Linked DNA regions of Homo sapiens: region 1 is linked to region 2. A link is an interaction called in ENCODE POLR2A ChIA-PET data of the cell type or tissue named here. Cell type or tissue: HepG2. All regions are shown on one strand.

Region 1 (2,500 bases), 98 kb before region 2:
GCTCATACCTGTAATCCCAGCACTTTGGGAGGACGAGGTGGGTGGATCACTTGAGGACAGGAGTTTGAGACCAGCCTGGCCAATATGGTGAAAACCCCATCTCTACCAAAAAATACAAAAATTAGCCAGGCACAGTGGTGCATTCCTGTAGTCCCAGCTACTTGGGAGGCTGAGGTGGGAGAATCACTTGAACCTGGGAGGTGGAAGCGTCAGTGAGCCAAGATTGCACCACTGCACTACAGCCTGGGTGACAGAGCAAGACTGTCTCTGAGGGAAAAAAAAAGACAACTTAGGTTTGATTTTGGGGAAGTTTCTCAAAGATATTAAAAGGCTGAAAATATTTGATGAAAACAGAATTACAGTTGGGCATAGTGGCATGTGCCTGTAGTTGCAGCCACTTGGGAGGCTGAAGTGGGAGGATTTCTTGAGCCCAGGAGTTTGGGGCCAACCTGGGCAACATAGGAAGACCCCCCATCTCTTAGGGGGAAAAAAAACAGAATTACAGGTTACTGTAAAATTATAGCCATTTATTTAACCAGCGTGATAATCAAAAGACTTTAAAAGTAATGTAGAGCCAGGCACGGTGGCTCACACCTGTAATCCCAGCACTTTGAGAGGCCGAGGCAGGTGGATCACCTGAGGTAAGGATTTCAAGACCAGCCTGGCCAACATGGCGAAACCCCATCTCTACTAAAAATACAAGTTAGCTGGACGTGGTGGCAGGTAATCCCAGCTACTTGGGAAGCTGAGGCAGGAGAATCTCTTGAACCCGGGAGGCAGAGGTTGCATTGAGCCGAGATCATGCCACTGCACTCCAGCCTGGGCGACAAGAGCAAAACTCCATCTCAAAAAAAAAAAAAGTTACATGGATGTTAAAACCTTAATCCTTTTAAAGCTCAGTTTTTTAAAAGTGATCAAAAACATAAGGCAATGCAGAAAATTATCATGGTAAAATGTAAAGTCTTTTTCTTTACCGAAAAGGTAAAGAAAAACCTCTTACAGTGTGATTGTTTTTTCTAAAGGGAATCTCATTTAGATAACATGGAAATCAAACCTGATGAAAAGATTGTTTGAATTTAATCTGACATAGGAAGAATGGGTCTAGGTTATAAGAGTAACAATTTAGATACATCAAGGAAAGTGAGGAATACAGAATCAAATTATATTGGAGGAAAACATTGCTTTTTTAGGCCATTAAGATAAACACTTTCATGTCAGGCCATAATGGCAGAGTTAGAACTGGAGAAAAAGTTCAGGAGCTGATGACAAAGTTGAAGGAGAGAGTTATCATCTCAGGCCTTTTTAAGGGGAGAAAATGCTAAATGCAGTGATGTATGACCTATAAATCACAAGTAGCAAGATACTGCAAAAGTCAAGCCTCTGAAATATGAATCTGAGAAATTTTATTTCATTTATTTAATTTTTAATTTTTTTTTTTTTTTTTGAGACAGGGTCTGACTGTCACCCAGGCTGAAGTGCAGTGGCACAATGTCAGCTCACTGGAACCTCCACCTCCTGGAGTTCAAGCAGTCCTCCCACCTTAGACTCCCGAGTAGCTGGGACTACGGGCATATGCCACCACACCCAGCTAATTTTTGTGTTTTTTGTAGAGACAGGATTGTGCCATGTTGCCCAGACTGGTTTCAAACTCCTGGGCTCAAGCAATCAGCCTGCCTCAGTCTCCCAAAGGGCTGGGATTACAGGTGTGAGCCACTATGCCTGGCCTTATTTATATTTATATTCTTATTTTTATTTTTTATTTCTCTTTTTTTCTTTTTTTTCTTTATTTTATTTTATTATTTTTATTTTTTGAGACAGGGTCTTACCTTGTCACCCAGGCTGGAATGCAGTGGCATGATTAAAGCTCACTGCAACCTGAATCTGAGAATTTTTTTTTTTTTTTTTTGAGACAGAGTCTCGCTCTGTCACCCAGGCTGGAGTGCAGTGGCGCAGTCTTGGCTCCCTGCAAGCTCCGCCTCCTGGGTTCACACCATTCTCCTGCCTCAGCCTCCCGAGTAGCTGGGACTACAGGTGCCTGCCACCACGCACTGGCTAATTTTTTGTGTTTTTTAGTAGAGATGGGGTTTCACCATGTCAGCCAGGATGGTCTCAATCTCCTTACCTCGTGATCTGCCCTCCTTGGCCTCCCAAAGTGCTGGGATTACAGGCGTGAGCCACCGCACCCGGCCAAGATATTTTTTTTTTAACAGTGTCTGTAAAGTATTGTCTTGGTCTCAATTTTTTGCCCTTTAAGATAAGAATCTCCTCATTCCTTTTAGTATGGAAAGGGGGTCTTTTATATGAGAATTTTATTTTTTGCTTTTAAGAAACAGCACGAAGGTCAAAATAATATTTTTTAAAATATCTGCTAGTTTTTACGTGTTTTTTACTTAAATTGTCAGCATGCCAGCCTAGCTGAGGAGTTTTGGAAAAAGAGAGTTAGCTTAGAGCAAGAGAGTAAGAAGGAATTCTAAGAAGGGGAGGGGCAAGCTCCAAAGAG
Region 2 (2,500 bases):
TCATCTCTACAAAAAATAATCAAATTAGCCAGGCATGGTGGCGCACACCTGTAGTCCTAGCTACTTGGGAGGCTGAGGTGGGAGGGTCACTTGTGCCCAGGAGGTCAAGGCTGCAGTGAGCCCTGATTGCACCACTGCACTCCAGCCTGGGTGACAGAGTGAGACCCTGTCTCAAACAAAACAAAACAAAACAGAAAAAATACGTAAAGTAATTGAGCACAGAAAGTCCTATTCCATATTCAGGAAGTCTCTGAAAGTGACCCCTGCTGACTCACATCCGGTGTACACTACATTTGTAGGACTGGAATATCTGGACATGCTGAAGAAGATCAGTTAGAATATTTCTGTAACTCTTTATTCCCTAGGCTGAAACTTTCATCAATGGTACATTCACATTCATGCCAGGCTGTGAACTCTGAAGTCTCCTTAGCTAAATCCCCATGATCCTCAGTCTCTAGAAGCAGCTATGGTTGGGACCATCTTTTTTCCTTTGATTTGATGTTCTTAAAGGGGGACAATTAACAGTTCTCACTTTTGTGGAAATATTAGCATTTGACCTTACCTTTTACAAAATGCATATAATATACAGTACACATATTCCTTCCCACTCTCTAATCTCGTTCTTGAATTCCAAACTGGATTTTGCCCTCTACCAGAAAAGTCAGACTGCATCAAGATCTCTCCCACTAGATCTCACCCTCTTTGTTGAGGATTAAGCAACTATCCAGCCCTCTCTAAGCCAGATTGCTCTTGATGAATGTGTAGTAAGTGGAACACAGTTGAAAGGTTATAGGTAATTGTGCAACTCTGATTCTTATCAACTTCATCTTCCTTCATCCTCCTAGGTAACAGCTTGCCTGATTGCTGTGGCCAAAACAGATGGTGAAGTTCAAGTACGCAGAGCTGCCATACATGTGGTTGTGCTGCTGCTTCGGGGACTCAGCCAGAAAGCTACTGAGGTCAGTCCGTCTCTCGCCCTTTGCAATTTCTCCACCTCTTTTATTTGTCTATTTCTCAATCTTCCTTTTACCAGGGAAGGCCTCAAACCTCTTTCCTCGATGGATTCATCCAAATGAATCCATCAACAGGGATTTTGTAGCAGGAAAATGACCTTGTTTGTATCTTCGGTGTATGTCTCTATTACCTCAGTAACATATTGGCCAAACTATATACTAAGAAAAACCAGAGCACAAGGTTGTAGATTGAGGCCCTGAATCCTGGCATTGTCCTCATTGTTCCAAGGTGAGCTAGCTAGAACACATTCACCCTGCCTCTGCACCCTGAACTTCAGTGACTTGCCTTTCTGACTCATTTGATTGTTCATGCTGAATTACTAAAGGGCCTCATTGAAGATGTTTCCTTTCTAGCTGAGTTCAATCTATGACATGTTAGGTGCTGCATAAATTAAATTTTCTTCCTCCTTCAAGTGGGTTTGGCTGGATTTCTCCCCAGCGTATGGCCAATACAGGAAGAAAGTATATATTTACATATATATATATATAAAAAACCATATGTGTGCTGAGAATGAGCGACCTCTAAATTAATTTTCGTCTTGATTTTAATGGAAACACATTCCCAGTTGACTTCCTATGGAAAATTTGCATTAATAATTCACCACCCAGTATCCACAATGCTCATCTGTGGCTAACACATCAGTATTTAACCAAGTGTCAGTGAAGCCATTATAAAAGTGACTGTTTTAGGCCAGGCTCGGTGGCTCATGCCTGTAATCCCAGCACTTTAGGAGGCCGAGGCAGGCGGATCACCTGAGGTCAGGAGTTCGAGACCAGCCTGACCAACATGGAGAAACCCCATCTCTACTAAAAATACAAAATTAGCCAGGTGTGGTGGCGCATGCCTGTAATCCCATCTACTCGGGAGGCTGAGACAGGAGAATTGCTTGAACCCGGGAGGCGGAGGTTGCAGTGAGCCGAGATCTTGCCATTACACTCCAGCCTGGGCAACAAGAGTGAAATTCTGTCTCAAAAAAAAAAAAAAAGTGATTGTTTTATCACACACACACATACATGGGCTTTATTCATCCTAGAATGTTACCATATGGAGTTTCTGATGCCATTTTTGTACAGGCAGGGACTCAGTAGTTATCCCATTCCTTTCCTACACAGCCACCTTTTCTCTTTACGTAGTGACTTGCTGTTGTTGCACCTCACTAGCGAGGCCATTGGATTTCCCAGTGCTTTGGGAATAGTGCTTTACCCTCGGCTGCATTTCTCCCCCTTCTCCTCCACCTTGTATAGGTTGAGGTTTGGATTGAATGAACTTATCTGCTATGAGCATGTTCAACTACAAATTAGAAAAACTTCAACTACAATGTCCTAAACAAGTAAGGATTTTTCTCACATCACAAGAAATATGTAAGTAGGTGGTGTCTGTTTAGCAGCTCAGTATCAACAGGACCAACATTTCTATAATCTTTGTGGCCTTTGCCTCATGGCTACAAGATAGCTGCTGCAGCTCTGGCCATTGTGAATGATTTAAA

Evidence for each region. ChIA-PET counts read pairs that join two places held together with the same protein. Peaks named below come from ENCODE experiments on the same cell type or tissue, not always from the same donor. Only the 100,000 strongest peaks of a DNase experiment are listed, where the experiment ranks them.
Region 1: POLR2A ChIA-PET joins it to region 2 with 5 read pairs; 3 of 35 experiments call an interaction of 5 or more read pairs at or near these places.

What each region holds. Positions count from the first base shown.
Region 1 is chr16:68,941,476-68,943,975 of GRCh38, forward strand. All of the region lies in intron 14 of TANGO6 (transport and golgi organization 6 homolog), which reads left to right. Among named protein-coding and RNA genes, the nearest start is that of TANGO6, 99 kb to the left of the region's middle. In HepG2, no CTCF peak of the experiment used is centred here; no DNase peak of the experiment used is centred here.
Region 2 is chr16:69,039,463-69,041,962 of GRCh38, forward strand. TANGO6 (transport and golgi organization 6 homolog) reads left to right here. Exons shown (of 18, transcript NM_024562.2): 17 at 846-959. Among named protein-coding and RNA genes, the nearest start is that of HAS3, 65 kb to the right of the region's middle. In HepG2, no CTCF peak of the experiment used is centred here; DNase peaks (open chromatin) are centred at 279, 859 and 1,269.